3 separate regions of the Mus musculus genome follow, and all the other regions are linked to region 1. Evidence: chromatin loops called from intact Hi-C (ENCODE). Cell type or tissue: heart. All regions are shown on one strand. Links, peaks and the distances in the headings refer to the core of each region. The heading gives the core; the rest is flanking DNA.

Evidence for each region. Peaks named below come from ENCODE experiments on the same cell type or tissue, not always from the same donor. Only the 100,000 strongest peaks of a DNase experiment are listed, where the experiment ranks them.
Region 2: a loop joins it to region 1, with 5 times the contacts of the local background. A loop is called at or near these places in 4 of 42 quality-filtered maps.
Region 3: it touches region 1 in a loop (2.6-fold over the local background); 10 of 42 quality-filtered maps call a loop at or near these places.

What each region holds. Positions count from the first base shown.
Region 1 is chr2:13,270,060-13,280,935 of GRCm38, forward strand. Cubn (cubilin (intrinsic factor-cobalamin receptor)) reads right to left here. Exons shown (of 67, transcript NM_001081084.2): 65 at 10,017-10,182; 66 at 8,303-8,538; 67 at 6,279-6,776. The coding sequence ends at 6,669. It overlaps Gm13270 (a long non-coding RNA gene), which reads left to right and starts at 1,518. Exons shown (of 3, transcript XR_865976.2): 1 at 1,518-1,653. Rsu1 (Ras suppressor protein 1) reads right to left here and starts at 1,356. Exons shown (of 9, transcript NM_009105.4): 1 at 1,141-1,356; 2 at 852-963. The coding sequence starts at 960. In heart, for the core only: CTCF peaks have their summits at 6,002 (motif pointing right) and 8,131 (motif pointing right); no DNase peak of the experiment used is centred there.
Region 2 is chr2:15,050,261-15,061,136 of GRCm38, forward strand. It overlaps Arl5b (ADP-ribosylation factor-like 5B), which reads left to right and starts at 5,060. Exons shown (of 6, transcript NM_029466.5): 1 at 5,060-5,314. The coding sequence starts at 5,269. It also overlaps a transcript of Nsun6 not described here. In heart, for the core only: a CTCF peak has its summit at 4,808; a DNase peak (open chromatin) is centred at 4,981; H3K4me3 peaks cover 2,956 bases; H3K27ac peaks cover 2,183 bases.
Region 3 is chr2:13,788,930-13,799,805 of GRCm38, forward strand. St8sia6 (ST8 alpha-N-acetyl-neuraminide alpha-2,8-sialyltransferase 6) reads right to left here and starts at 4,591. Exons shown (of 8, transcript NM_145838.1): 1 at 4,415-4,591; 2 at 3,825-3,923. The coding sequence starts at 4,515. In heart, for the core only: a CTCF peak has its summit at 4,682; a DNase peak (open chromatin) is centred at 4,872; H3K4me3 peaks cover 1,582 bases; H3K27ac peaks cover 768 bases; H3K27me3 peaks cover 3,924 bases.

The sequences.
Region 1 (10,876 bases), core at 5,877-10,876:
TTTATGATCAGAATCAGACCTTGTATGTCCCGCTGAGGAATGTGGGGGTACCACTCTCAACAGTTAAGCTCTCAGAGGATCCAAATGAAGTCACAGGAACCTACAGAAGCGTGGTGACTTACTTAAAAAGTGTTTTCAAAGACCAGAATTAGTTTGCAGAATTTAAAGATCATGAAAAAGTGGACACTAGAATTCTCAACACAAAATCTGGCGATAGTGATGCAGCATTTACACATGGGGATAACCGTCTCCATGTGGAGAAGAGGAGATGCCCATGAGAAGGGCACAGGCAATGGAGTTTATGACCATTCCCACTTGTACTGAGTTCCCTGTCTGGTTTTACAGATGAGAAAAAAACAATAAAGTAAGAGTCATATAAGTTCACAGCTGAAAGCAACACCCTGATTAAACGGGTGCTGAGCTTGGATCACAAGATTGAGCAATGCCTGAACACAAATGGGAGAATGACCCAGGAATACGTAATGAAGGAAAATGTTGAAAATACTACTGGCACAAGAATTCTTACTATGCATGTAATTTTTGAGTACCACCAGCTCATGATTCATAGAGTAAAACGTGACTTCCAAATTACAAACAAAAATGGCTACTTGGGACACTACATGGAAGATGGACTTCAAAGCTATGAAGCTCCCTCACCCGCTGAGAAGGAACTGCAGCACACCTCGTGTGACGTTCTCATCTGGTTCACCAGTCCCAGCAGAACTAACTGTGGTTTGCAAGCTCCTGACAAGTGACCAAGTGACGAGCAAAGGTGGAATGGCAGGCTTCCGAAACTCGCCTCCCAAGAGAGCAGTTACTTACAAACTTAGCAACTGTCCAAGAGAACTTACACAAGCCGTTGACATCCAACATACTGGAGATACCCCTGTCACTCATGTCCACTTCCGGCTGGTTCTTCTCCCTGCTCTCCTCCACCAGCTTCTTCAGTGACTTGGACATGTTCTGTAGCAAAGGACAACAAAGCACGTGGATGATGGCAAAAATGGGAGCCTGGGGGTTGTGGGGCAGGTTAAGGCAGGAAAGGAGCAGAGGCCCAGGCTGAATTCTCCAGGGCTGCCTAGGGGAGAATGGGTATCACCATGGAGTCCTTAATGGAGGACTTGGACCCCGCACACTCACCGCAGCGAGCAACACCTGGTGGGTGTGATTAGGGACCTGCAAGGGAAACTCGGGTGGAGAGCGATGAACTGGATCAGCCGAAAACAGGATCCCGCAGCAGGAACACACCCTGTCCCAGCGATCGCGCAGGCGCACACAAAATCCGGCCAACCCCACGCCCCTCCCGGCCTGACACTTCCCAAATTAGGAGAACTGTTTCCCAGCTGTGGCTCCAGGCGAGGCTCTGCCCACTGAAGAAAGTGGACCCCGAGGCGGACCAATCGTACACGTTTTAGTCTCAGAGACTCCGCCCTACGCTGAGGAACGCCCATCTTCTTGAGTTTGGAACTTGAATTGGACTCAGCAAGTGCATGTGATCTAGATTCTGCGCATGCTCAGTAAGCTAGCTGAAGGACAAAGTTCTGTGGGCGGAAGCAGGGGATTCTAAGCTGGTCGCTGGTACCGAGGTAGACTCTTAGAATGCAGCTTGTGTTGAGGGATTTGGAGTTCCGTCCTGAGAAATCCACAAGTCAGGTACTCTCTTTTGTCCTGCGTCTTTCGTTGCCGGTCCCCTCCCACGGAGAGTTGTTACCGTGAGTCCCTCGTGTGCCCCTGGCTGTCGCAGACCTGGTGGAGGTATGAGGTCTGGATTATGGTAAAGATTCTGAAGACAAAGATTCCGCCCGAAACTTATGTCCTCAGCTGGTAACTCACAGGTTTCTGTATCTAACTGTTTTGCTCCGTTCCTTTTGGTCTTGGGAACTGGAATCTATCTCCCTTAGGGTTAGATGCTAACAGTAAACCACGACTATGTCAGAAGTCTGAGTTGGTGTTTACACCCATGAACCGTGAAATCTTGGCTCTTAGAACTCTCCCACTTTCTTCAAATAGAATGGATGGATAGATAGATAGATAGATAGATAGATAGATAGATAGATAAACTTTCTGCTGACCCTCTGGGTTCTACCTCCTAATGACTAGATCTTGATGACCCAGTAAAAAACTTAATCTTAGTGACAATTTCACACTATTAAATAGGAAATCATTCCAGAATTATTCCTCTGGCATTAGGTACATGACAGATAAGCAGTCAGACAGACGTGCAGAAGTTTAGACACACATATATAAGCAATGAGCCAAGCAGGTACTAGAAAAAGATTCGGCACTTTGAATTTGAAAGCAGAAATTTCTCCTTAAACACACTTCAGATGAAACGATGATACTTGCAATGCAGGCAACTTGCATTGTCCAGGCCTCATCACTTTTTTTTTTTTTTTTTTTTTTGGTTTTTCGAGACAGGGTTTCTCTGTATAGTCCTGGCTGTCCTGGAACTCACTCTGTAGACCAGGCTGGCCTCGAACTCAGAAATCCGCCTGCTTCTGCCTCCCAAGTGCTGGGATTAAAGGCATGTGCCACCACGCCCGGCTTGCCTCATCACTTCTTAAGCTAGACATTTGCTGAGAGCACTGATCTAGCACAGTCTCATACAAGCTGTGGATGCAGTTTCAGTTTCTGTGAGCCCTCTAAGCCCAAAGCATCAATATTTATTAGTGCTTTTTGAAAGGTTACTGATAGTTTTTCTCTGGCTGTTTCTGATGGAGATAGTTTTACTATATAAGTTTAAAGCATCATTTAGGGCTGGTGTAACAAAACGCCATAATTCTGAAGGCTGGAAGCCCAAAGTCAAATGCAGGAAGATTTGATGTCTTCTACCCCTACCCTGCCCCCTTAGCCTGGAGACTGCCGCCTTTCTTTGCACCCTCACATTACTTTCCCTCACCCCAGTTCAGTTCATCCTCCACGCAGCTATGATGACCACAGCAGATCTCTTGCATCATGACCTTCCCTTCTTCCTCTAATGGATATTTCTTTTTCTCAGCAGCTCTAAAGACAATAAGTTTAACCTTACCTCTGTTTGCTAAGTCAGTTTGTTTCAACAGTCTACTTTTGTTGGCTCCTCAGGCAAGAGTCTTTTTTGGTAATTGATCTTAGTTAACATTTCATGTTCAAGCCTGAAGACCTTGGCTGATTTTTCTGCATGATTTGTGTTGTTTCCTGACCCCCTCTCACTGTTGTAAGTGGATTTGTTTCCGTCTAAGTCTGCATCCTTTTCTCCCTGAGTTATTTGTTACGTTTCTTTAGAGACAAGAGTACAGTTCTGTGCAGAAAGTCATCCCCAACCTGCCTTTGCTGGTGCAGGGGAATGGCAGTTATGAGTGTCAGCTATACTACTTCCCCTACTTCCTGCCTTACCATCTCTCACTGCAACAGGCAGCCACACACACAAACAACTCCTGGACCAGCAATTCCCATCTCCGTTGTGCTCCTGTCTTGAAATTATCTGGGGAAACAAGTCCCCTTTGATGTGTTTATAAAAAGATAAAGAAAAAGGGGGTATATTCTATGGGGGTGTGGTGAGGCATGGGGGGCAGGGGGTGTCTCAGTGGCCCCATGCAGAGGCATCCTTTTCCCCTAAGGGACCAGCTACACGAGGGTATAGTATAGAATAGAGTTTATTCAAGGTATGGGGAGGAGAGTTAAGAGAGTAGCAGAGAGATAGAGAGAGAGAGAGAGAAAGAGAGAGAGAGGAAGAGAAAGAGAAGAGAAGTAGAGGCTGGCCCATGGCCATGAGCACTCAGAGAGATGGGTAATGGAAGGGAATGGGGAACGGAAGAGCAAGAGAGAAGCAAGAGATAAGAGAACAAGAGAAGGAGGAGGGGACAAGCAGCCCCTTTTATAGTGGGTCAAGCCTACCTGGATGTTACCAGGTAACTGTGGGGAGGAGCATACTTGGCTGTTACCAGGTAAATGTGGGGTGGAGTTTAGATAGAATGCTAACACCTTTATCAACACATTTCCATCCACTCTCTGAATTTTCTAGAAATTAGTTTTACCCTTGTTGGAGAGAAGGAAAAAATAAACTGTGTTTTGCTACTCTTATAACATTCAACACATTATACTGCCAAAACTTGCTGGAGGAGGCCATTTCCACATCCCAAACCATTCTCCAGCAGGTACCAGCTGCGTCCTACAGTTTATCTCAATTCCGACACTGTACAGATGCAGTTAACATCAGCTCCCACAAGTAGGGGACCTCAGCGCATGCCCAAGACTCCTGCATTCCAGGTGTTCACAAATCTCAAGTTGTAAATGGGTTATCATCAGATCTTCTGAGGGCTGGCTATAAATAAAATTGTCAAATCCATTTCCTCTAGCTAAGTTCATTCTCGGACTGTACTCGGGGTTTATAGCCCTTGTTATTTGAATCTGAATAATCGCTCACAGGCTCCTGTCCTAGCGAATAGGAGATAGGGCCTCCCTGGAGAGAGAGAGCTTTATCTCAGTTGGTTTCCACAGAACGAAGTATCTATGAGAAGGATCCATGCTTTTCCAAGATGCACACTACTATGTCCAGGAAGTGTGACTATAGAATTGAAGAACGCTTACTCAATATTATCATGTAATTCTAAAGTTGAAAACTTATTTTTTTAAAAAAGAGGCAAAGCTCTACAATATTTCAAAGGTAGACGTCTAGGCCTGAGGGGACATACTTAGGTGGTCAGACAGTAGCCACCCCAAAAACATAAGCTCTGTATGCACAGCAAAGGGGGAATGGACTCTGAGTTTTCAAAGGACTCCTCACCAGGAAGAAAACCCTGGTTGTGCTTGCTCTCTTTGTGGGGGTGAATGAGTGATCTTGCTCTGTCTTAAGACATGAGAAGTTCCCAGAAGCCAGATCAATATGGCCTCATGCATGGATGACACCATGGTCTTCTTGCAATTGGTCCCTTGTTCAGCTTGTCGGGGTCTTTTGGATTTAATGATGTTACCCATTGCTTTACCACATTTCCAATACAGCATTATCCACACACTTTAGATATATGCATAGCTAATGGGAAGCAGAGCTGTTTACGATGATACTTCATTGGTGCCGCTCTGTTCCCTACAGAAACAATTTCTTCAGTATTTGAGTGTTGAAGTCAGCTGAAGCAACACTCTCATTCAGCGCAAGTCTCTAAGACTTTGCTTAGCGTGATTAACCTGTACTAAGTTTCTTTCTGTGAAGTTGTCTGATCTGCTGGAGACGGTGGCAATCTCTGAAAGCACTTGGTTTCCTCCTGGAAGTGAAGTAGTGGGTACCACTCTTAGTTACCCACCTGGAGGCAACAACATGCTGTAGGATGCTCTCAGTCCTGACAAAGCTGCAGAGCTAGGGCACCTGAGGTGACACACTCTGATACACAACTGCACCACACTGTGATCCCCACCGCTCAGGGACGAGCTGGCATATGCAAGGGTCTGTGCATTTTTTATGCTTGTTAATAATATAACTGTCTACAAAAATGCTCTGTGTTCTTGGCTTAACTTGAATAGAAATACACAAAATATGCTTCAGGACTAGAGCATGATCCTTCTTGGAACATTATTTCTTTGAGAATTTGCTTTTACTAACACCTTTTAAACAGAGACAGCCAGCTTTTACAACCAAATATTCATGGGTTTCTTGTCTGTTACGGCAGTAGCTTGAAATAAGGCCTGAAAGGTAACATGAAGTTGTTAAATAAAGTACACATAGAATAAGAACTGATGGCCTGTGTGAGTTGTAACTACCAGGCTGGAAGTATGATGCATTTCTGTATGATGTGGGCAGTATGCTATGCAGAATACCAGGGCTTGAGTTGTGTGAGAAAGGTGTGTGCAAAGCTAAAGAGAGGAACAGTCGCTGTGCAATGGAGAGTAAGGCTGATTTTTTTCTGAAAATTTAGTGTGCTGTGGTTTGAATCTGACATGCCCCGCCCCCTCATGGCTATTGGATTGTAACAGTTAGTTGGGTGCCAGCTGGTGTAGCCGTTTGGGGGGCTGCAGAACCTTTGTTCTCCAGCTGGTGGCGCTGTTTGGGGAGGCCATAAAAGCCTGGGCAGGAGGAACTGGGGCGCTAAAGTGCTTCACTTCCTGGTTTTCTGCCAAGTGAGTGGTACTGCACATGCTCCTACTGCATGGCCCACCATGCCCTTTTCAGTGTGATGGAAACAAATCCAAGGAGGAGAAGTCGGAGTTCGTGTTGGGAAGCAGTTTCAGAGGCCACAATAAATCTTCGAGCGCACGTCACAGTGAAAACCTGATCGCAATGGGTTAAAAATGGAGACAATGGAACTGTATGGTTTTAAGAAATGTTTATTACCCGTACTTTGACTTTTGTATAGTGGAAACCATACAGCTATTTGTATCACCAACTTTTAGAAATGTACATCAGTGTGCCAGGATAATTTCTACCCTTTAAAGAACGTTTTAAAAGGTCTCCACTAAATGGTGCATCCAGTAAGGATGGCATGTACACCTGAGTGGAACACCACCAGGCTCTGCCTTCAGAACACCAAATGTAAAAAAATTGGTCATACACTTTCTCTTGTAAAGGCCATAGAAGCTCAGTCCGTGTTTGATGGCGTGGGCAGAGATGGGGATGAGAACCACAGAGTTCTGGGCAGGGTTGCGGGTTGCGTCTGACGGCGCGGGGCAGAGCCAGAGGGGTTACACACAGCTCTCCCGATTCAGCTACTCCACATTATTTCAAATCCTGAAGAAACGGTTGCATACTCCGCATGGAATCTTATGAAGACCCGATTTGATGAAGCATGAAAGGGTGCTACCACAGTGTCCTGCAATTGAGGAGGAGGGGAAGAAAGGTTATTTTTTAAATCAAACATATTTCTAGAAATATCAGCATACTTAAAGTGTTACCTATAGAAACTCTATAGAAGTTCTAAGAGTGAAGCAACATATATTTCTAACTGTGACACACCAATAATTAGTGCATTAATTAATACAACAGAATGCCTCCAGAGACAGAAGGCTGCAAGGCGATGGTTGGGGAGGTAATGGTGGGCCTCACTGGTCTTTTATCTTCTGTGTATCTGAACTAATGTGAACAATGGCACGCATCAGTGCTGTGCCATAAAGCACACCACCCCAGCCAGGCTGCTGGTGTCAGCGCATGCACACCACCCCAGCCAGGCTGCTGGTGTTAGCACATGCAGACCCACACACAACCGCCAGGCTGCTGGCGCTTTACCTTAGCGTTTAGTTCTTATTTCTTTTATTCTTATGCTTTATATGATAGGTTAACATTGTGAAATGTTAATAAAATAAATGGAAAACTCATTACATATGGAAAGGAGTATACTTTGATAATGGATACAGCGTATCCATTATCTCCTTGGATTTGAGATGACACTGAGCTACAAGAGGGAGTCATCCACCTTCCAGCGCCTCTGTCCTTCATCTACAAAGTCCAGAGTGAACTCTTCCTGCAGCACAGGCTGCCAACTGTGGCTTCAAATAGATCTGACTGCTTGGAAGGTACTCAAATCTACACACAGGAGCCATACAAAGATAACAAAGTTATCTCTCATTTTATCCTGCATATAATAGCAAACAGGGTGCCTACTGGTCCCAAGATCAAATTCTTTCCCCATGTAACTGATTTTCCCATATTAAGATATGTTCCCCAGAGCTGTAATGGTGGATATAGTTGGGGAGAAGTTACTTTCGAAACCCAGAGGCTTTGTTTAGTAATCCAGGCTGCACTCAGGTACATGGGAAATAATACATCAAAAAAGTTTCTTCATTAATGTGGGAAGGTGTTAGTGGAGGATCGGTAAGTTATAAACAGTTTAAAAGATGCAGATATGTGTATGCATTCAGATATGAAAATACGTGTGCTCAAATATGCAAATGTGTATATGTATTCAAAGAAAGGTAAGTGGTGAATACATAGAATTCTCAAACTTTTAAACTTACGATGTACTTTCTAATGTTTCTAAAAATAAAATCTTACAAGCTTTAAAATAAGTTTTATATTTTTTTAATTCTCTAGACATCCAGTGATATAATTCTTGCCTTGTTTGGTTCAAAGGGCCGTGCGAATAAAGAGGAGAAAAATTAAAAACAGTGCCCTAACTCCCTGGTAAGGTTTGATTCTGTAGCTTTTAGTGGTAACTGTAATATGACATATCTGCCACTAGATGGTGCTCATACTCCCAAAATAGAAAGCCACTGAATTACAACTTTTTTTTTTCTTTTTTTGGTTTGCATGTGCCTGTAGTTACCGTTACCGTCACTGTTTAAAAAATCACATGTGAAATTTTACATGTGGAAATGTAAAATAGCTTGTTTGTTTACTCACGATGCCACAGAACGGTCCAAAGGGTGGTGAGTTGGCATCTGGACCATTGAAGAGTATGAGGTAGTTCTGGTCACAGCCACCTGGAGAGTCGATACTGAGAAAGGGAAACCCAACAGAGAGAGGCCTTCCAGAAGGAGCAACGATGGTCCATTCACAATGAGTGTTGTTTGGGTAGCTGTCAGGAAAGCCAGGGTTGGCTAATATACCTTCGTTGCCCAAAAGAGTCCCTCCACAGCCTGCAAAGAAAGAATGGACAAAGGTTCCATTTAGCATCCAGCTTGCTTTCCCACACAGGTAGAAAGCGCCCAACATGGAAACCCTCCTCTTGGTTGAGAGCCCCTCCGGGCCCATCCCCACTGGATAGTCCTTTCCCAGTGGCTGTGACCCAAGGTAATTCCCCCGGGACTATTCTTTGCTAACCTCAAGCTAGGAACAAACTGGAAAACAATACAATAGTTACCCCAAGAGAAAAGTCTCCATCTGCATGCTTTGAGGGTACAGCAGACTCCCTGAGCATAGAAAATATTAATGACTGCGAAAATCAACTCACATTCTGTGGCACACCCAGACTGACGACTGACGTCTGACGTCACAGCTTAGATGCTACAACAAAACTCATCAGGCCCACTCTAGCAGTTCTAAGACCTTCTCAACTTCTAAATCTGGTACAATGCCTTGAGCAGGGTCACCTTTCTGTGGGGGCTCTGGTGTGTAATAGCAACAGGGTGCCTATGGGTCCCAAGATCAAAGTCTCTCCTCAAGTAACCAACTTCCCGTGTAAAGATAGAGTTAGCCATGTTTCCTGGAGCATGGAGTTTTCTCTCCTTCTCTCTCCCTCTCTCTCTCTCCCTCTCTCTTCAAGATCAGTTCTTACTATGTAGGTCAGAGTGGCTTACGGCTTCACTCCCTCATGTGCAGGCCTGCGGCCATGGCCAATGCATTCATCGGTTCCTCCTTTTCACCAATCAGGGAAGTTAATGACTGGGCTTCCTTCCGTGTGTAGATTTTGTTTTCTGTGATTATTGAATGGGACCCTCTCTTATCCCTTAATATACTTAAAAGATTCCTTTCATGATTTTTATTTTGTAGGTTCCCAGATATTATAAAATTGAAGTATTGGAGGTATCCCTCTTTTCTCGATCTAAATGTGTTCATGTGACTTAAATTCCCTGCTATTTAATGAACAGTGGACCAAAAATTCAAGAAGACATTTATCACCCTGAAGTAGCAATTACGACACAGGACTGCCACCAAATGATAGGAACCATGAAGGATTGAGCTTCTCATAGACACATACCATGAGACGTGCATACACACGGTCACATGTGCAGCCCGCTGCTCATTGTGGATAGAGCCAGCTGCCTGCACACACACAGATTTGGCCCTGACTTGTCCTGTGATTTCATTTCCTGAATTCTCAAAGAGAACTCCTGGGTATTCCATCCGAAGAACAAAAATAATGTTTACATGGAATGTTTACATTGTCAGACCTTTTATATGAAAATTTCAGTCTTTTACATCAAAGAAATGATAAATAATTGTAGGATTTTGAAAATTCAGTACTCTCATTGTTAAGAAATCTGCGTCTTTAACAGAAAATCATCAGGCGCAGACCTAATGTGCTGAAGGCCGCATTCCTATTTCCTGTAATGTTATTTCCTGTGGTGGACACCCCATCAGCCCACAGGAGCTTCCCTCAGAGTGAGCATCTTACCAGTAGGAGAGGAGGCCCAGATAATTTCATATCCATGGTGGGTGTCTGAGTCATCGCTGTGGAAGTGCAGATACAGTTCATTGCTCTGAGAGAAGATGGGGTTGGGCAGCAGGTTGCTGCAGTACTTGCCAAGCAGTGGTGAACTGCTGCTGCTGCCATTTCTTACCTGTGAAAACCCACCATTGGTTACCCATCCGATCACCTCTGTTTCAGCTCATCACTAACACGTGAGGTAAATCCAGTAGGTTTGTTTTGGTTTTGTTTTCTGAGACAGTATCACCTTCTTAGCTCGGGCTAGCTTGGGCTAGCTTGGGCTAGCCCAAGCTAGCCTGAGACTCCCATTATTCTTGTCAGGCCACTCAGACTCCAGAATAGGAAATGGGGCTTTACATATTCAAGTATTTGTAGATGAAGACATATAAGAATTTACAGCACTCGCCATTTGCATTGGGATTTAGAAATATCTGATAAAGTATAGCCTCAGAAATACTGACATTCTTGTGATATACTAGCCGGTGCCATGATCCTACAGAGTGTTATGTGTGCACACATTTTGAGGAATGCACAGTGGACTTTCAAGGGGGAAGGGGCACCACTGTTTGGCCTGTTTCCAGTTGTACTTTATTCCTGGGATCACAGTGGGGGCCGGGGGAAGGATGCTTCCCACTGGAAAGCTTAAAGTGGCCACAATGAACAAAGAACACCGAAGATCAAAAACAAATCTTTTCCTTGTGGGAAAAGTAAATGGCTCCATGTGCCTATAATATTCCTCACCCTGTAGACCTGCATGAAGAGCTGCTGTTAGCGTGTACATGTTCAATGTGAGAAGCTACCCCACTTCCCTTCATCGTTCCATAGTC
Region 2 (10,876 bases), core at 2,810-7,809, 1.8 Mb after region 1:
CCAGTAAGCCAGTTTCTAAAACAAGTACCCAGTTTTTCCACAAGATCATGTATCTGTGGTCAATGCATGGGATTCCTTCCTGACTTCATCACCTGAAACTAACAGAATGTGTCTGGGACACAGGTGTTAAGTGTTGCATGACATGCCTGACAGGACATAAACATCTATTCACCCCCAAATAAGAGTGATGTGGCTGAAGAAAAACTTGACAAGTCCAAATTGAAGAAATACATTAGTTTGCTAGGCTTGCTTACAGCAGGACAGGCAGCCTCCCCTCCAGGAACCACCACACTATTTTATATGGCTGTGATATGAATCTACAGCAGTTAACATAAAACTAGTTTCATAGAGCTACCCAATATAAAAGCAGCCAAGGGGGCACAGGTGAATCAAACTCTGGGAAAGGTTATGTGTCTATGTGCACTCTATCCTTGCTGTCACCAAGCACAGTCTGACCTGGGAAGGGTAGCCTGTTCTGCTGCATTCAGGCAGGGAGAACAGGTAAATGACATCTTGGTGCAACATGGAATGCTTTGCCCAGGATTCAGAGGGCTAGACCACCCACACAAAGGAATTTCAACAGACAACTTTGTAGTAACCTTGACACTAGATATAGTTGAAGTCTTTAAAAAAATAAAGAAAACTTGAACTTGAAAGTCCATGTGGGAGAAATTTCATTTCCACATAGAATACTCATTGTTTGACATATAAAGGGCACTCCCTGAATGACTAATCAAACCTTTGTGAAATAGAAAAGGAAACTGTTGTTAAATATGCATTTGATATAAAGTAGTTCACTACTTCAGAACACTTGAACAGTGACCAGAAAACATGTGGTAAATCTGCAGTTAGTAGAGTGGAGATGTTCTGTCTAAGCAATGGAAGACTCCTATATAAACATGCAAATGTCACAGAGACTTTAGATCTTTAAAGGGGTAGTATGGGCCCCCAAGCAGGGACCGGTGGGAGAAATAAATATGATGTGATATCATCATTTTAAGTTTGGTTATGACCTCATTTTATCTCTGAGGATTTTATTTCAGATTGATCTGGGGGACTGACTTAATTCTGGATTCTACACTTCTCCATTACAGGAAACTTCTTTTTCTTTCAATGCTTTTCTCTTGTATGAGTGTGTGTGTTTGTGTGTGTGAGTGTGTGTGTGTGTGTGTGTGTGCAGGTCCAGATGTACATATGTGCACATATATGTGGAAACCAGACATTGATGTGCACTCACAATTACTCGCAGCTTTCATTTTTGGGATAAGGTCTCTCACTGAATCTGGAGCTGGCTGACTTAACTGGATTGACTGACCGGCAGCAAGCTCAAGGGATCTGCACGTCATGTCTCTGCCTCCCCAGAGCAGGAATTACTGGCTCACACTCCTGGCTCAGCTGGATGATGACGACCATGATGATGATGATGATGAATCCAAGTGCTGGGCATCTAAAAATCAGGTCGTCGTGCTTTCATGGCAAGCACTTTACTAACTAGAATTTCTACTTAGTCCCATTCATTTCTTTAATTGTTTATTTTTGAAGACAAACATCCCTATTTAGCCCAGGCGCTTCTTGATTCACAATCCTACTGTCTCAACCTTGTGAGAGACAGAATTATAGGCATTTCTAACACCCACCCCCTCCTGATAATCTTAAGAGTTCTGTAAAGATAACGTAATATCTTTGCATATCCATTTAGCCACAAATCTAATCCTGTCAATACAATATTCAGCTTTTCTAATACAATTGGCCTCATCTGAGAAACTACAAATTAGAACTTACAGTGTTTGGAAAGCCAAATGAATGAATAAATGAATAGAATCTGGTTCAAAATGCTGCCAGAATTAAGCACACAAACGTTTGGACTGATTCATCATTAGTTCTATAAATTATAATCCACACCTTACTGGGATTTCCTCATTTCTCCTGCTGCTATTATGAAACACTAAGGACTAAACTCCCTGCAAGCCAGACCTCTCTGAAGACTTAGCAGTCCAGCTACTACAAGCCTAAATACCAGCTCTTTGGTCCTGAATGTGTACTTAACATTTGAGAAAGAAACAAAACAGTAAAGATTCTGAAAATAAAATGCTTTTAACTTTAGAATATGGGGCTTATCAGGTTGTTGAGTGAGTAACTTCTTAATTGTTAAGAATTTTACTAGAGATCTAGACTGCTGTGGTTCATATTCCAGTTCTTGCAGCCATGGGCAAATTATTAAAGTTCTTATATTTCATTTTTCGGATCCATTAAGTGGATATAATATTTCATACTTTATAGTGTTACTACAGACCAAACAAATTACATGAACTGACTTAAAGAGTGTAGGAAAAGGGCAACCTTCACTACGTGTTAAGATATGTTTATACCCATGTTGGAGGAATGGTTGTCAAGAGTCTTCACTCTGCAAGGAAGAACTAAGTGACCCAAATTCAAACAGATCAGGAGTTAACTCGTCTATGTAAGGGAGGAGTGCAGATTTCCGGGTTTTTAATGGGAGGTTATATAAATGTGTAATAGGCCTCGCCCTAAGTACAAGATTGTAACAAAAGGCAGGGTACATTGTTTATAAAGAGGAGAGGACCATGAGCATCGCACAAAATGGGTCAGCTTCAAAACCATCCTACAAAGGGTATTTTACAAACCACTGTGCCTTTCCTGGATCCAGGAAGACAGTAAGCATGTCTCCAAATGATAAGCACAAGGTGACAGCTTCCAAGCACCTGTTGGGAGACTCACTGGAGAAAACTCTGGGGAGGCTTGCTATGGTGATCCCAGAAGTACAGAGGAGAGAAAAAAGCCACACTGCTCACATATGAGCAGAGTCATAAACTTAAAGATATTTTGGTCTAGCAAAAATTATGAAGCTCAAGGTATTGTGTAACCTCTGTGAATTTTAAAACAACTTCATCAGAAATTTATCAATACATTCTTTTCTACTTTCAAGAATGATATTAAATTGTTTTCAACAATTAATCATCTACAGCATCTAAAAGTGTCTAATAGGATATTCCTGAATGAAATTATATTGATTTCTTCGACCATATGGCAGAAAAGAACTTCCGTATGGGCACTCAATCAACCCTGGTTCATCTGGAAATCAGCAAACTGGATTAAAATTGTAATTGACATGAAAATGTTTGATGTTTTTGAAGAGTGGCTTTTTTTCCTGAGCTGGCAGAACACACAGTTTCTTGAACTCTCTTTTTTTCAAGGCCTGTACAAACTGATCTAACTTAACTGATTAATAAGTTGAACTCAATGCCAAATATATCAAGTTTTTCCAAGTATCACCTGGTCAGTTTACATTGGTTCCTCCTAATCTATATAATTTTCCTTTTTTTAGGCCTTGTAAGTTAACATTTTACTTCCTTGAAACTTCAGTTTATTTTATACTAATTTAGTACTTATATTTTGTTGGAGACATTTTAATGGGATTCTACTTCACTGAAAGTTGTCATTTCATAATATTTTCACGAAGTTATTCTTATCTCATGAACTCAAACTATATTCATTTTCAAGTGGCACCATGATACACATCAATATTACCTCTTGTATACCAAAGGCAACACTGAAATTAGTCTCAACAAAACCTTAAAGGGATATTTAAAGAAAAAGTATTTAGTTTTTGAGCTACATTTAAGACGCTTATGCTCAGATTTTTCTATTTTCATTACATTTCTGACAAGCATTACATATATATGTATATATAATGTATTATATATATACATACATATATAGTCAATACACATGTACAGTATAAACAAGTTCCATTTTTTCCTAACATCAGTACATGCATCAGCATTTATTAGTTTAGGCAATATTCAACTGTATTTGTGAGCATCTATCATTTGTTTCAGTCAGAGTAAGTTTCTTTTCCTTCAGGTTAGCAAAACTTTCAAATTTCTAAATTCTAACCTGAAAAGGGCGTTAGAGAATCTTAAGTCGGCTTTTTAATAATGAGGCCAAAAGTAGAAATGATAAGTTTGCGCAACCACAAACTCATTCAAATTTGTAGTCCAACGGATGATCATTAAAGCTATGTTTGAACAGGATCAGTACAACTTTTCCTCTGTAGGAGAGGCTGGAGCTATGGTTTAGTATCAAGAAGTTGTTGTGATCTTGTACCCGAGTTTTCAAGTCTTCACTGTCCTTTGAAGTGTAGCACTAGCAGGGCATCTTTTTTTTGTTTGTTTTGTTTTTCGAGACAGGGTTTCTCTGTGTAGCCCTGGCTGTCCTGGAACTCACTCTGTAGAACAGGCTGGCCTTGAATTCAAGAAATCCGCGTGCTTCTGCCTCCCGAGTGCTGGGATTAAAGGTGTGCGCCACCACGCCCGGCCACTAGCAGGGCATCTTAAGCTATACTCATTTGTTTTATTTGGAATAGGTCATGGGACAGTTTACCTTGTTACAAGGTCAGGCTGGCAGGCTTCTTCTCTGGTTATGTGGGGCCCGCCAGGTGGCCTCAAGGACTAGTCTGGCCTATGAAGTTTCCAGTTTCAACTGGTAAGGATTTTGAGATTAACTACCACACCTAACGCTTGGCCAAACTGATGGCACTTTGATTTTAGAAACTTAACTGGACCCTGGCTACAGGCATTCCAGCACGCACGTCCCTATCAATTCCATTCAGAATTAAGAATCACGCTAGAATCCCAACACTGGGACAGGAACGGAAACCCACTCCTCCGCTTCAGTCAGAGGACCGCGCCAGCTGAGGTTCCTCAGGCGGTCAGCAGCGAGGGACGCGGTGGCCAGGCCTCGGGGATGACCGCTGCTCTGGACCTCAGTCCGCGTTTCTTCAGAGTGGCAGGAGAGGGAGCGCGCGCCGAGGAAATCCCCAGATCGGCCACACCCCGCCTCCGCAGACGCCAAGCCCGCCCACCATCCGCACACCGGAAGTGTACAGGGAGGACCCGCCACGTCCCAGGCGCCCGCTGACGTCAGCGCGCCGACGTCACGTGCCGACCTTCCGGCGATGGGTGGTCCCGGGCGTAGGTGGGGAGGCGGGGCGGGGGCGGGGCTCGTGGCCAGCCCAGGCTGTGCAGGGTAGGTGGGCGCAGACCGAGCGACTACGGGTCGGGGCTGGGCTCAGCGCGCTGCGAACAAAGGAGTCTGCGGCGGTTCCCGGCTCCGCGGAGGACCAAAGCTTCGCTGGACTCTTGAGGCTCCGCGGCTCCGGATCGGCTTCCCCTCGGTTCCACCGCGGGCGCCGCGGCACCTGCCGCCGAGTGCTGCCCAGGAAGTCTGTCCCGTCCGGGGCTCATGATGGGGCTGATCTTCGCTAAACTGTGGAGCCTTTTTTGTAACCAAGGTGAGGCCGGCGGGAGGGTGGACGCGGCGCTGGCAAGTCCAGATTGAGATCTGGATAGGGTTCGGGGTAGAACTCGGATCTGGGGACCCGGAGCCCGGGCAGGGGACGCACCCGATGGCCAGGAATCCCACGCGTGTGCAGCTTTTAGCCAACCAAGGTGAAAACATATTCCTGCAATCTGTTTGCGGGCCTTTCCGGTCTCAGCGAACCATCTTTTAGGTCTGATTAGCCCCAAGAAAGTGTCTCCCCGAGAACCCAAAACTTTCCGTTTGTTTAACACGAAACAGGAGTTTTGCACTGTTTACCTTCCTCTTGTCTATGCCAATGCACCTTCACGTTGTCTGACTTGGCTCTGATTTCTGTTCGTCAAGACTTAGAATGAGTGAGTATTCAGGTGCACGGGTTTCTGAAATTTTTACACATACACACAGCTTCCCCTCCTCCCCGTAGGCGTGAAAAAAAAAATCTAAATGCTCTCGGTTATGTGTAAGATGTTACGTGGCCGTAATTATTCTAGAACAGGTCATGAATTACCTAGAAGTTGTAAAACCTGTTCCGAGGCAGAATAAGCAATGCTGTCTTGAGAAGAGTCACTACTAGACAGAAAGGGGTCCAATGATAAAGTCTTCGTCTTTCTTGTAACAGAATGGTTTCTGAGTATTAAGACCAAATTTTGTTCCCATTTGTTTCATTTTGTAGGGCATGATTTATAAACTACTTTTGTTTTTATGAAGGTACCAAGTCTTTGCCATTATTAAGGTCCTTTGTTTTGTGGATTTAAACCGTGAAATCATTTTGAATGGCATTAATTCACTTGTTCTGAACGCTGATTTTTAAAAAGCCCCTTTCAAGCTTATGAATACATGCAAGCACACTGGCACATGTGTGTGTATGCAAGTACCACAGATAAATACTCCCTTTTAAGTGACTTTGGAGTGTCCAAACTGAAGCTCCCGGCGATGTTTCTCAGTAATGTCATGCACTATTTTTCAGCAACTTAACATTTTCTAATGATTGTAAAAGTACTATGTCAAGAACAATTTCAACATATAATTAAATATATATTGATTACACAATTAAATTTGTGTAAATAAAAATGAATTACGCAATATTACCTTTTATCAACCCCCCCCCCCCCACACACACACCTTAGCAATAAAAATGATCAGAGTGTTGGTTCTCCCTTTATAGTAGGTTATTGCTGCTATCCCTGTTCATTAGAGGATTCCGTATTCAGACTGGAATGGGGCTGGGGAGATGAAAAGGGCAGTCATTGAAGATGATGGAAGCCTTCATGTGCCCTGTGCCTGCCTTTACATAATTGTTTGGTTTTTCTAGAGCCATCTTAGAATTTCTTTATCTTTCCTGCTGAAATGTAGAGACAGGTGCTTGTATCACTGTGTTCTCTGTGCTCATGATTAATTTCTTCTAGTGGGAAAACCAGTCCTTCAGATTAGACCCAGTTAGCTACAGAGATCCAGAACAGAATCTGTGCTCATAGAACACTCAAGAGTTAGTGTAGGAAATTGTTTGCCGAAATGTGCAGACATTTGTAAGTGTGGACTGATGGTGCCAGGGAGTGATCCTTCTCAGGTGGTTTGCAGAAGCCTTTCAGGGTAAGGTGTACACAGACTCAATGAGGAATAGGAGTTTGGGTTGAATGTAGACAGAGTAGAATCCGGCATATTGGTGTAGGCAGATGAACTGCTGCTTGAAAAGAGGTACGTTGGATACACTTAAAGAAATTGAACATGGTTTAATTACTGTTTGTTTGATGAGATTGCAGAAGTAACCAGGAAATTAGATCACCAAGGGTCTTTCTTACATGCTGACCAAGGCAGTAAGCAGTAGGGACCCATGAAGGGTTTGGTCATTAGGTATTTTCCTGATGGGGAATAATGAGATCGGACTCATACAATAGTCTGGAATTTTTGTTTTCTGTAGCAACAAATTAAGTACCAGTGTTGGCATCTTTCTCACCATTGCTCATTTCAGTTATTCAATGGTGCCCAGGTAGAGTTAGCATTGGAATAATATGTCCAAGTCTTCACTCTACCTGTTAAGTGAGAGTGAGGTGGTCTGGAAGCCAGTGGGGTGATGGTTGTCAGAGAACTGACAGCAACCTACAGGCTCTTTCCCTTATCTGTCATTCAGTATGTCCTCACTCTTGCCTCAGTTTTTTAAAGAGCTCTAAGCATCCTTTTATGTGTGATATCTTCCTGGGGATAAGTTACAAAGCTCTGCATTGTCTAATGGAACTTTGTAGTCTTTCATTTTGTAATAGAAGGCTGATAAATTATCACAGGTGGAGCTAACCTATGGTTGTCCGTGTGTTCTTTTTTTTGTTTTTGTTCTTGTTGTTTTTTTTTGTTTTTGTTTTCTCGAAACAGGGTTTCTCTGTGTAGCCCTGGCTGTCCTGGAACTCACTCTGTAGACCAGGCTGGCCTCGAAGTCAGAAATCCACCTGCCTCTGCCTCCTGAGTGCTGGGACTAAAGTCATGCGCCACCAATGCCCGGCACCATGTGTTCTTATAGAATACTTGCTTGCCTATATGGGGACTGCGTGTTTTGGCTCTCCTCTTAACGCTTCCAAGATTTCTTATTTTTTCCTTTTTTTTTTTAAACTTGATTTTTAAAAGTTCTCTACCTTGCATTGGCCTGGTCTTTATCTCTCTTTGTTGTGACTGTATACACTATCGGTCAGCTTTTCTCTTCGACAGAAGGACAGATGACATAAAGCTTTAATTGTAGTTCATTTTCACAACCAAAAATCAGCAACTTATTTATTCTGGCACCTAAATCATTTCTTCCTCACAGCAGATTTTTTGTTGTCCCCTGGGGCCCTCTCAGCTGTTGATGAGTATAACTTTGCCTGCTGGCTGTTGTCTTAATCGTTTCCTTTGGACTAATTCTGCTCTTAATTCAAGGCTTTTGCTGATTTCCTAGGCATCCAACAAAACCTGTGCCCTGTCCCCTAGAGTGTGTTTGTTCCCTACTTTTGAAAAGTCCGTCCTTGATTTCCTTCAGATTTCCGATCCAGACTCACTAGGTAGAGTCGTTTTTTCCATAGATGCCCAGGAGCAGCTTTTGCCCTAGTACCAACTCTCTGTGTAATTGCTGGTATCTGGGTAATGCTTATCTCTGTTTATAGTTGTATTGTAAATTTCTTGGTCATTTGACTCACTCAGTAGAAATAATCTCCTTGAGGTGTGAACTTTTTTTATTCACTGCTTTATTCACAGTATCTGGCAAAATGTTTTTATTCCACGTGCTAGGTCTTGGCTTTATTTTATTCAGCATAAAGTGCTGTACCACAGTAACATATGCATTCTACTTTATCATACAGCTCGCTGGGAATTTGAGCCATGATCATCTATCCCTCTGACAGGAGGAGGAGACAGTTACATGCCTCTTTTTTCCTCCCTGCATAGCAGTGCTTCGGACCTTCGGTTTGTTCTCCACTGAGTTTTCATTAGTGTGATATTAAAATTTGGTTCTGTGGAGCCAGTTTGCTCTAATTGTCTTACTGCTTTCCCTTCATTTTGTTCCTAGAGTAAAAATGGCATCGTCTTGGTTTTCTTTGTGCATTGGCTGAGAGGTTTTGTAGGCCTAAGCTCGGCTCTTTAACAGTTTTTCCATCTTGCACCTAGCAGATGCTGTGTCTTTTTCCTCCTTTTGGAATTCTTAGTACATAGCTGTTCCGGGTTTCTCTTTGTTAACATTTTCTGTACTTATCTCTCCCTTTAAAAGTATACAAATTCAGGCAAGCACAGTGGTGCACACCTTTAATCCCAGCACTTGGGAGGCTGGGTTAGCCAGATCTGTGTGAGTTTCAAAGCCAATTTGGTCTACATTGTGAGTTACAGGACAGCCAAGGCTATGTAGACAGACCCTCTCTCAAACAAACAAAAGAAAAGTATAAAAACCCCAAACAAACAACAACAAAAATGATACAAATTATTGAAAAGATGCCATGGAGGTATCTATAGAGCTTGGTGTGGTGGCGCACACCTTTACAGTCCCAGCATTCAGGAGGCAGAGACTGGCAGATCTATTGGAGTACAAAGCCAGCCTGGGTCTACATACTGAGTTATGTAAAGGACAGCTAGGGCTATGGAGAGAGTCTGTGTCCCACCCCCAAAAGGGACATCTATAAATTATATTTTTTTTATTTCAAAATCCTGGAAATGTATCACTTATCTTCAGTTTTGACATATAACTGGCTTAGCTATGGATTGGAAAACATTGCTTTTAGAATTTTGAAGACGTTGCCTTGATCTCCAACTTCCACTATTGCTAAGTAAAACCATCTTGATCGACTTTATTTTGATTGTTTTAGAATTTTCTCATTTTCTCAGGTATTTTTAAGTTTCAAAAAGATATAATTCCTTGTATATCTGTTTTTCATTCATTTTTGTGGGTTCTTTGTAATTTTTTCAATGTAAAGATGTTCCTTTTTGACACTGCAGAATTTATTTATTTATTTATTTATTTATTTATTTTAGGGTTTGCTCCTCTGTTTTTTTCTGGACATTTTATTGCCAGTGCATGCTAAGACGACTGCCAAAGATGCACATGAATGTTTTCTTATTAGCGGTAAGGTTCTAATCTTAGGTTATTTCCTTTGTCTCCATTCTTCGAGCTGAGTATTTTGTTTCTTACTGCTCTGGGAGCATATTTTTGTGAAGGCTCACATCACTCTTTTCTTTGACATTGTCTTATTGTCTATTTTTCTGTTTTGATGGAGTTTTGCAAAGCTTTTTACATTGGAGGTATTCTCCATAAGTCTCTTGTAAATGACTCTCCTCTTACGTCCTGATGGATTAAACAATATGGGTGGTCGAAAGACAGGCAACCCTATGTTCAAGGGCACAGAACTCAGCCCCAAGAGTAATGCTTTCCTCTGAGGTACTCACAGACCCAGGAGAACTTCCATAGACTTTGTCTTCCTCTTAGAGTTAGTATGTAGAAGAGCAGTTTTAAAGTCATAGGGCAGATAAAGTGCTATTATTTTTAAATTTTCTTAGGCTCTCTTCTTGATCTTGGCAACAGTTGATGGTGTCAGCCCTTAACTTTAGTCATTCTGGCAAGTGCTGGCTCTGTCTTTGTTCATGTTCTTACTTGCTGTTTGTGAACAGTTTAGATCATTTACCCATTTAAAAAAAAACTTTTAAACGTTGGGCCATCAACCCAGTTCTCCAAGTATTTGGAATGGCTTTTTGCTTTTGACAGTTTCAAGATACCTGCTCCTTTCCTCCAGAAACATTAGCTGTTCTGTTCATTTCTGTGACAGACTTGAATTTATGTTAAGTTGAGATTTTGTGCTTTCACGTGGACATCTACTTTGGAGATGATTAAACACTTTTCCTCCAAGTGGATTCCTTTGGAACCCTGGTAGATGTCAGTAAGGAAAGACAGTGGCCTTGTTTCTGTGTGCCACACTTTTCTGTGTGTATTAGCCTGTGGCGTTGGTCTGTAGGCGGGGGTCCTTGTTCTCAGGCACAGCCTTACAGCCTTAGGACCTTACAGCCATGTGGAGTTTTTAGGGTCAGTGGAGACTTG
Region 3 (10,876 bases), core at 2,262-7,261, 520 kb after region 1:
CAAGGCCCCTAATGGAGGAGCTAGAGAAAGCACTCAAAGAGCTGAAAGGTGGAACAACAATATGAACTAGCCAGTACCCCCAGAGCTCATGTCTCTAGCTGCATATGTAGCAGAAAATGGCCTAGTCAGCCATCAATGGGAGAAGAGGCCCTTGGTCTTGCGAAGATCATATGCCCCAGTATAGGGGAATGCCAGGTCCAGGAAGCGGGAGTGGGTGGGTTGGGGAGCAGGGGGAGGGGGGAGCGTATAGGAGACTTTCAGAGAGGAAACTAGGAAAGGGGATAGCATTTGAAATGTAAATGAAGAAAATATCTTAAAAAAACACCAGGGCCAAGAAGTAGGAGTGGGTGGGTAGGGGAGTGGGGGGGAGGGAGGGTATGGGGGACTTTTGGGATAGCATTGGAAATGTAAATGAGGAAAATACCTAATTAAAAAAAATCATACATGGAGAACTGATCTTTGGTGATGAAATTTGCCTAGCCTTAGAGTTAAGACCATTAAAATGGTATTCATAAATAAAGCATGTTTTTACTTAAAAAAAAAAAAAAAAAAAGATTTCCCCTTCAAACAACAGATCTTGCTGCAGTTACCAGAGAACTTTGCAGAGGGCGCTTATACACCTGCCTCCTTTCCCATTCAACCACCTCACTGGGTAGCCACTTCCCCAGTCCCTTCCCTCTACTTCCCATAACTTACATTAAAGCTTATGTTTTAATCAAGGCTGTATTTACATTGGGGTGAAAAGGGCAGCCATGGGTTCTGACTTACTGAGAGAAGGTTGGGACTATACAGGGTTAAGTTTGAGGTAGCAATGGCAGAAGGGGGTTGCTAACTCCTCCAATTTAAAACAAACAAACAACAAAAACAATCATTGGATTTTACCAGTGAAGGCTTGGAAGCCAGATGCTGTGGTGACAACCTGCTGGCTCAAAGAGGCAGAGAAAGCACCCAGCTGACCTTCCTCCCCAAACAACATCACAAAAGAAAAGAGAACTTCTTCACACTGTCTCAGAAACCCTTCAAACAGAATGTTCCTTCCTTCTATTTTCTGTGTGGCTCTCTATTAGTCCTCCTGTCCTCCTCTTCCTCTCTGTGGTTTTGGCCTATGCTCACTCCCTGCCAACTGTGGCTTGCTCCTCCTCTTGACTTATGATTCCATTTAATCCTGTTTAAAGTAACCAAAAGGCTCCTGGATTAAGCACACGTGCTAGAACTCAGCAACACCCATAACTAAAACCAGGTTTCTCTAGTAAATAATACAATCTCGGGGTTCACAGTATGATCAAATATCCTGCAACAGAGAAAAGCAAACATTTTAGTGACAGACAAGGACAGGCTGAAAGAAAATCTTCAGCAGATCCCCCAGAGGTAGCATCAGGATGCCCTCTGGCCTCTGGGACTGCAGCAAGAGCATCTAGAACAAGAGTCAGAAGCTGCAGTTCTTACAATGGTCACTGACAGGAAGCTGGCCATCAAACAGAAAAGTGACTGGGGGGTGAGGGGGTGGCCTCCAAGCAGAAAAGGGATGTTATTTTGCAGATAGGAGAGTTAAGACATACCATGCCCCTTTACACCTATGTATCTAGATGCCATCTTAGAGAAACAAGAAGTGGCAAAAATGGCAATCTGATACATGGAGTGTGTACTTTAAGAGAGAATGAATATTATCAGAAAGAGTTGCTTAAACTGTCACACAAGTATACACACACACACACACACACACACACACACACACCACAGACATGCATGTACACATAAAGGAGTTTGAGAACAGGCTCTTGGCTCCATGTGACCTGGATTTGACTCTTGGTTGCACAACTCTATAACATCAGGAAATTATCTTGTGTGTTTCAATTTCTCAATCTATAAAATGAGGAGAACTGTTTTTTCTAACAGTTCAAAAGCATAAATGAGTTAATAAATATAAAGTGCTTGGATCAGTGTCTGCTACACAAGAAGCATTCAAGGGATGATGGCTACTCTTAATATTGCTAAGATCAGTAACAAGGAAGAGCAGGCCAGCCACTGAGACATGAAAAAACTGCCAGTTTCTCTACATAGCCAAGCAGTAGTGAATTTCAATTTACTCCCCTGCTCCATGAATAATAAAAATCATGAATGAGAAAGATATAAAATAGATCAAAGGACAAAGAGGTTTTTTTTTCTGTCACAAACACAGCAGTCTGGTTTAAACAAAAAGAATATCTTTTTAAAAAATGGACCATATTCAGTAAAAATATAAATTGCCAATATTAGTTCAAGAAGTATAGCAAGTAGATTTTTCAAAGGAAGGATGCCAAAGAAATAAAAATTAATTAGTGACCTCTGGAAAGACCTGGGACAAGAGAACTAAGGAGTATGTGCTTTGGATTTCTCAAAAGGAAACCCCCAGAATGAACAATAATAGTTCAACGACTGACTTGTGGGCAGAAGTCCTCTCACCCTCATTTCATAAGCAAAGCTACTCCTTCCATGAAATCAAGAAAGTTGGGTGAAATCAAGCACATATCAGTCTTTTTATCAAGAGTTTTATTACTCCAGGATTTCCTAGTGTCCCTACCAGACTCGGGAATTCCAATGAGGCACCTGTGGCAATAATTCTTCAGTGCAGTTTCTTCTAAGTACTTCCAGATCTTTCTGAGGATCAGGCCCAGAGCCTTGTGGAAAGCAATGTCCAGTCATGCAATCAGAAGATTAAGGTGGATTCAAGAGCCAAGAATATACAGAAGGATGAAGAGGAAGAGAGAGGGGGAGGCAGTATACAAAATTGCCATCGTTATAACAAAGCAGAACAGGATGCAGCCTGCTCCGGGGACGTGTGGAAGCAGAAATTGATTCAACTCTTCTTGGAAGCAATTGGAAAGAAACGTGATTTAGAACGTTAAATGCACGTTCATTTTTACCTAATAATCCAACTTCCTATCAGTCCTCCTAAGGAAATGAGTCTGAAATGAAGATAAAGATTTACATACAAAGATAGACTCAATAGAATGTCTCCTAGCAAACAAAACGAAATGAAGATAGGAAAGCATTTAAATGAGTAAAGAAAAAATTATTAAATAGACTACAGAATATTAAGATGGTGAATAACTAGTAACAAGCAACATTGGTGGGAGGTGGTAAAATCATGTTCAGGCCTATGATCCTTTAGGGGAAAAAGATGACACACAAACACAAAGTACAATCTCACATGTACTTTTCACATATAGGAAATAGACATTACAGAGACATAAAGTAGTCCTAACCTGAAAATGATACCTGGGTCTGGGCTCTGAGTTAATATTAAATTCTCTTATGTATTTCCCCTATGGCTTTCTATATTAAGTTGTGTTATTTCTATAATCAGAATAATAGATATCCAATAATTACTGTACATTAATACACACCCACAGTAAGGAAGAAATGTAAGTTCTTTTTCATCCAGGACAAACACACTGAAGAATTGTATTCCTTCGATCTCAACACAGATGCACTTTAAAGAACAGAAAACAAAACCCACAAACCAAATCTCTCAGTAAAGATAGACAAGTGCCTTCTCTGGGGTTTTCCACACACCTTTATCTACAGAATTCAGTACCCATCTTTGAAAGTGTAGCCGATATGGAGAGATGTGTTTTTAAAGGTTGATGTGCGTAGTCTCTCTCTCTCTCTCTCTCTCTCTCTCTCTCTCTCTCTCTCTCTCTCTCTCTCTCTCTCTCTCTCTCTCTGTCAAAGACAGACAGAGACAGACAGACAGAGATATCCAGGCAAAACGCTCAAGTGAGTTCCACGGGTCTCGCAGTCTTGCCCAGACCTTGTCCATCTGTCCCTAGTGGCCTTAGTACCTGTTCCTGGTGCGTGGTACCGGGGTTGTCGGGCTCCAGAGTGTCTTCAGTGCAGCTGAGGTACCACTGGTGTCCTCTCTGCTTCCCTCCATCAACAGCCTGCACAGCCAGGGAGAAAACTAAGTTATTACACCGCGTTGGAAGCCAGTGTGGCTGGCAGACTGGGCACTGCACTCCAGACGTAATCAGAGCATCTTTGTGCACCCCAGCTCCCGGGATGGGTCCCTAATCTTGAAGTTAGACAGGAAAAATCCCATAGGACAAAACCAGGAGTAGAATGGGGGAGTCCTGGAGCCTGGCGGGAAACCTCTTCAGGAGGTTCCGCTCTGCAGCTCCCTCGCCCACAGAGGCACTATCCGGAGCCCTCCCAACCCCGACGTGTCCCTTTCCACTTCAAACCAAGACATCCGGCCAAGCGTCGCCTCTCCGCGACCCCTGATCTCCACCCTACCCTCAAGGAGCTGCTTAGTCAAAAGTCTAAAGTGGTCAGTCACCCGGATCTTTCCGGGCGTCCCCTGGAAGCAACACCCAGAGCACAGCGTGGGCGCACCGGACCTTTCAGGTGGGGCGAGTTGAGGCCGGGGAATTACCTGGAGCGGGCAGGCGCGTCGGCTGGGCACCAGAGCATACGCAGGAGGAGCAGCAGCATCAGGCTGCCTATGAGGGCGAACAGCGTGCCCCCCGATCTCATCCTGAGCCACGGGCGTCCTCGCCGCCAAAGCTGCCGGGGCGAAGCGCAGCCCGGGCGGCACCGACTCGCCGCTCCGGTCACCGCCTTCGCCGCCGCCGCCACCGCGGCCGCTGCCACGCACACCCCCAGCGTTCAAAGGCGGTGGCGCGGGCCCGCACTCTGGGGGCTGCCCAGAGCCCAGCCTGCAACAGTGTTGCTGGGCACCGAGCCGAAGAAGCCGCGTTCGGGCTCGCTCGCTTCTTCCAAGCCAGCCCCGGCCGCCGAAGCTGGCGAAGCTGGCGGACAGCTAGCGGATGACGATTCTCCAAGCTCGTCGCTTGTCCTCCCGGAGGCGCTCGGAGCCGCTGCGGGCTCTGGTCGCTGCAGCCGCCGCTGCCTCTGCCTACTGCTGCCGCCGCCGCCACGCGGGGTCACCTGAAGGTTGGGGTATGAGCGCTCAACTCCGCGCTGATTGGGCTCCAACTTTTCAGCTGCTCTCACCTTCGCCCGAGTGCGCGCTTGGCCCCAAGTGACCCACCCAATCACATTGCGACTCTGCTATGTAGCTGAGGCCCTGAGCTAGAACCTGGAGGACTGAAGAGAAGAGCAGAAAGGACCCACTTCAAAAAGTTTGCAAACTGGGTTGCTCAGTTGGATCCTCCCACGTGCCTGAAAGCTGCCAGGAACTTGGTAACGTTTGAGTAGACTGGCATTGCATGGCACCTTCCCACGACGTTCCGTGGACAGTTGACACCAAATTACCAAGAGATCTTCAAGGGCAATTTGTCCACCCACCTTTGACCAGAGTCATCTCTGCTTGCTTTAAAACAACTGTTTTATTGGACATCTTTGTGTCCAGTAATTTGTATTATTGATGAGCATGCGATTGTGTGACAGATTGACTGCTTATAAGGGCAGAATTGAGTAGTGGTGACTGCGAGTCTATAGCTCTCAAAACCTGAAGTGTTTACCATTGTTTACCAAATGTTTTTCAGAAAAACAGATTTGCCTACTGCCAATGGAGGTGATCTCTGGATTTTAAATTCTTGCCTAATCCAGAACCTAATTGGAATTATAACGAACACGAGAATTTCACCAATAAGAGAAAAATGCACCAACCAATCATAGGCAGCTAACTCATCACACCACGCAAAGTCAGTTACCTACATGTAGCCAATCAGGTGATCCCTCTACTAAGACTTTGTGCCCGCCCACCAAAAGCTTGCTGCCCACTGATAGGCAGATATCCCCTCTTCTGTTTCCCAGTGCTGCCTAATTCACGAGTCCTTCTTTGTTCAAGTAAATGGTTGACATTTATTTGTCTCAAATATTTCTTTTCTCGTAGCTATAGGTCGACATCCAGTTTCTGTGTTGAAACTCTATCCTCCAACTGTGATTTGATCCTCAACACGAGGCTGGAGAGATGGCCCACTTGAGTTGGATGAATTAGCTAGGGCAGGGTTCAGTGGGAGGATCTGTGCCAAACAATAAGGTGGAGAGTGATAGAAGACCTCACTCAATACCAGCCTCTGGCTTTTGTTCCTGTACATACGTGCACGCACACATGTATGTACAACACACACACACACACACACACACACACAGAGAGAGAGAGAGAGAGAGAGAGAGAGAGAGAGAGAGAGAGAGAGAGAGAGAGAGAGAGCGCAGAGGGCAGGAGTTTCCTTTCTCACTAATTTGTGAGGGGAGGGGACAACCACCAACCATGAACTTTACAATGCTGTAACTCTGACCTTGAACTCATCCAGATTTTTAAAAATCCGTTGTTGTGTCTTCCACCTAGGCAAGAGTATTTATGAAGAGCTGTAACTGACGAGGACAAAGATGCTTCCTTCAGACCATATTGAGGAATATCTCACTTGTTAGGTAAACTCACGTTTATTGATCAGAACCTCACCTGATGCAGAACAATGAGCCAATGATGAGATGATATAATCTGGCTTTCCAATTATTCTTTTAGAAAACTATCCCAACTCTTTTAGCCTTAACCTATGCTGTCCAAGCATGGTCCATCATCTACCCTAGCCCCTAAGGTTAGGCAAGGCTTTCTCTGCTCTATCTGTTACTCTAGATCCCTGAAGTACACCAACAGAGCATAAACTTCATCATTTGTCACACAGGTACTTCCTGTGATTATTCATTCTACTTTTGAACAGCTGAGGTTATTCCAAAAGCAACCTGAATGCTATATCATTTGGGGGGAAAGCTTAATTTAAAATATCTAGAAGAGCCAGAGAAGTGGCTCAGTGGGTAAAATGGAGTACTGAAACCCAGATTGCAGCACCCACATAGATAGCTAGGCAGCTAGGTCTGGTAGCTCAAGCCTGTAATTTTACACAACACTGAGGTGGGGTGGGAATGGGAGAACTCCAGGGCTCTCTGCCCAGTCAATCTAACCAGGACTACTGAGAGGCCCTATCTCATAAATACCATAGAGAGCAATAGCGGAAGATACCCATTGCCATTCTATGCTCCCCCACCCCCAGCCACACACATTTAAGGATTTCTAGTTCCTGGTGCCAATCTGTATCTCCTGGAAAAACACTTGGTTAAAACCAAATCAGAAGTTTGCACATAGTTGATCAGTAAATGGCCAATGAAGTGAAACCACTTTCAAATAAATGTTATTCTCAAAGAGAAGGATTGGGAAGCAGAAAATAAATGTGACTATAGATATGATTTTCTTCTACAGCTCACCACTGTTGTTAAAATGTCACTAATCAAGAAAGAAGAAAGCGCTATTTTTACACAACTGGACCTTTTTAGGGATTCAGTTACTTATTCCACATAGGAGTAATGTGGCTAATTCCAACAGTGCTAAAATGATATAGCAAGATGGATCAGGGATAATGTGCTTGCTCTGAAAGCCTAACAACCTGAGTTGGATCCCTGAACCTACTGGGGAAGGAAAGAGCCAATGCCTAATGGTTGACCTCTGACCTCCATACACAGGAAATGGCACACATGTGTCTATAATTAAGCACACACATCATGTGTGTGTGCACACACAAAGAATAACAAAAAAATCCAAATTAAAGAACAAAGGTTAACTAAAGTAAAATGAAGTGGTGATACAATTCTACATAGTTAGAAGTTTATTCCATCTCTTAAATGAATAGGTACAGCAGACTTATCCTTGAGAGCAGAAGGGTTGCCTGGTTTTGGAAAATATCCTGAGTTGTATTTCCATGCAGACAATTCATACTAACAACAATCTGCAGAAAAGGGAAAGGACATTAGGAATCCACCAGGAAGCTGCAATTTCACCTGATTTACTAAAGTTTAATATTTCAGCACAGCTGGGCTCAAGGCAACTGCAAGTGTCACCCTTGTGCTGGGTCCCCTAAACACCCTTGCTGCAAATGGAGTTGTTTTCTATCATGCCCATGGCTATAGTCCGGGGACTTACAAAAGCCCATTTTGTGAATTTGCAATGGGAATTCAGAGCTGAGCCTTAAAATTTGACAGTGGGAACTTTACCTTAAGCCTCATCATTTAAGTCTTGGGTTGGTAAGGTATTAATTAACTTGCTTATCCTTGAAAGACAAGAAACTTACAAAAGCATCGTCACAAATACTATTTGTCAGTTGAAAACTGATACCAGAGAAGCTATCAACTTTCTACTTGCAGGTTTGACCCCAGAGATCTCTGCCAGGTAAGATTGGGGATATGGTAAGACTAGGAGTTCAGACCCGAGGTCAATCCTCTGTGCTCACTAGTGTGTGAGCAGACCGAATTCTGCCTGTTCTAGGCAGATAGTGGGTTTCAGAGGGCATCTTCTGAGATTTCCAGGTTTTCTGTGTTTCTAGTTTACAAAAGAAGTGCTATTTTATGGGTCATTTACACAGTGCTGCCTTCTCCTGCATTTGTTTACCTACTGCATTAATCAGGGTTCTCTAGAAAATCCAATAATCCAGTAGTTGCTCACAAGACTGGATGGCTCAGCTGGTCTTCATTACATTCTGGAATCCCAAAGAAGTAGTCTCTAATGCCAGTGAAGGCATGGACTCGCTAGCAAGGTGAGCGCAAGCAGGCAAAGAGCAAAACCTTCCCTTTCCCATGTCCTTGCAGAAGTTGTGGCCCAGATTAGAGGTGAGTTTTGCCAGCATTTCAAATGGTCTAGAATAAAGGTTTGTCCTCCCAACTCAAGATCTCCAATAAAGTCACAATTGCCTACCTCAGAGATACAGATTAGGAGTAGATCTTCCTACTTCATATTAATCAAAAATCCCTCAAATGTGTGCCCTCCATCTTTTGGGGGGGGGGTAGTTAATTCTATATGTAGTTAAGTTCACAAGCAAGGGTAGCCATAACACCTAACATGCATGTTCTGTCTCTTGATAGTAGTAGTAGGTTTCCAGTCTTTCCTTCTGTCACTGGCTTTTCACATGCCATGTGTGTGTGTGCGCGTTTGCATGTGCGTGTATGTGTATGTGTGTTTGTGCACACACGCATGTATATGTTGTATGTATGTGGTGCATGCACACATGTGTTTGAAGGTGGAAGCCCTGCTCTATCACTCTCTGCCATATTTCTTTGAGACCGTTTATGTCACTATACTTTGAGCTAGATTGTTCACCCACCAACAAACCCTAGTGATCCTCCTGTCTCAGTTCCCCACAGTGCTGGCTGGTTACAGGCACAGGTGTGGCCACACCCAGCTTTTTACCTGAGTGCTGGACAGCCGAACTCGGCTCCCCAGGCTTCCATAGCAACTCATGTCCCCACCAAGGCACTGTCCCAGCTCTAATGCATTCATTTTGATTCCCTTTTATTGCCTTCCTATTCTGCCACATCCCAACATTTGCTGCTTATATAATCTTTACTATTCTTTATGCATTTTTCCATGAATGTTCCTACTTCAAGAAAATGACTTTAAAAAGAAAGATTGTGGCATATATATATATGTTTGAATAACTGAAAATCTTCCAGAAAGTTAAAAGTGTTTTTATTTGGAGCATATGGTTTTATATAATAGTAACAAATGTTATTCAACAACAACAAAAAAGAGGGCTCAAAGAAAACTAGGGATATGTTTGGTTTCTATAGGCATAGATTTCAGGATTCATGAAGATGGTTTCCAAGTACAGACTGTTTAAACAATGTGTGTATGTTTGTGTGTGTGCATGTGGTATACATACATACATATATATATGTACATATATATATATGTGTGTGTATGTGCATATATATATGATAGATAGATAGATAGATACAAAATATATCTATCTATATCTCTTTAAACATCAGATAGATGGAGAGATCTCCATGGATATAAGAATCATCAATATAAAAAAAGAAATGAATGCTGTAAGGCATAAAGAACCGGTGCACCAGTGAACCCTCATTTACATGACATTTTCCCCTTTCTGTCTAGAAAGGAAAGTATCTGATGTCTCCAGACTGCCTGATCGGTTTTTGCAATATTAAAGATTTGTGAGAATGGCAGGACAATACCACATTCATAACGTTAAAACTACTCCTTGGAGAGGAAATTCATAAGAATAGTATAACCAAAGCTGCATACTTTCAATAAATCATAGAATATAAATAAAAGCAGAAATAATTTCAGGAAATCGATGACCTTGTATGAGGGACATATCTTCAGATATGTCTTATTGCATATCTTTGTCCACTTCTAATCAAATATAAAATATAGAAGGAATTCTAAAAATAAAGCTGGTTTAACTTTAAGAGTAACTGAAATTACACACAAAAATTAGGATCATCACTTACTTTACAAAATATGGTTTTAGTGTAAAAACATTAAAATTAAAAAACATTGATCTCTGAAATCCAGTTAAGAGATCATAAAAGATCAAAGAGAAATGGAAACAGTTATTTAAAAATACTGTTTGGCTGATGTGCTTTCCCATTGCCCATTGTACCTTTGTTTTATTTTAATAAAAAAAATGGTTCAAAATTATACAATGGAAAAAAAGAAACAAATCTTCAACAAATGGTGCTGGTCTAATTGGGTGTCTGCGTGAAGAAGAGTGCAAGTGGATACATATTTATCACCCTACACAAAACTCAAGTCCAAGTAGATTAAACACCTCAACATTAAACCAGATACACTAAACATGATGGAAGAGAAAGTGGGGAATAGCCTCAATCCATTAGCACACAGGAGAAAACTTCCTGAACAAAACACCAGCATCTCAGGCACTAAGATCAACAATTAATAATTGGGAACTCATGAAACTGAAAAGCTTCTATAAGACAAAGGACATCGTCAAAAGGACAGAACAAAACAAAAAAAAAAATCCCTACAGAATGGAAAAGATATTCACCAACCCCATATCCAACAGAGAGTTGATATCCAAAATATATAAAGAAGTCAAGAAGCTAAACAGCAACAAAC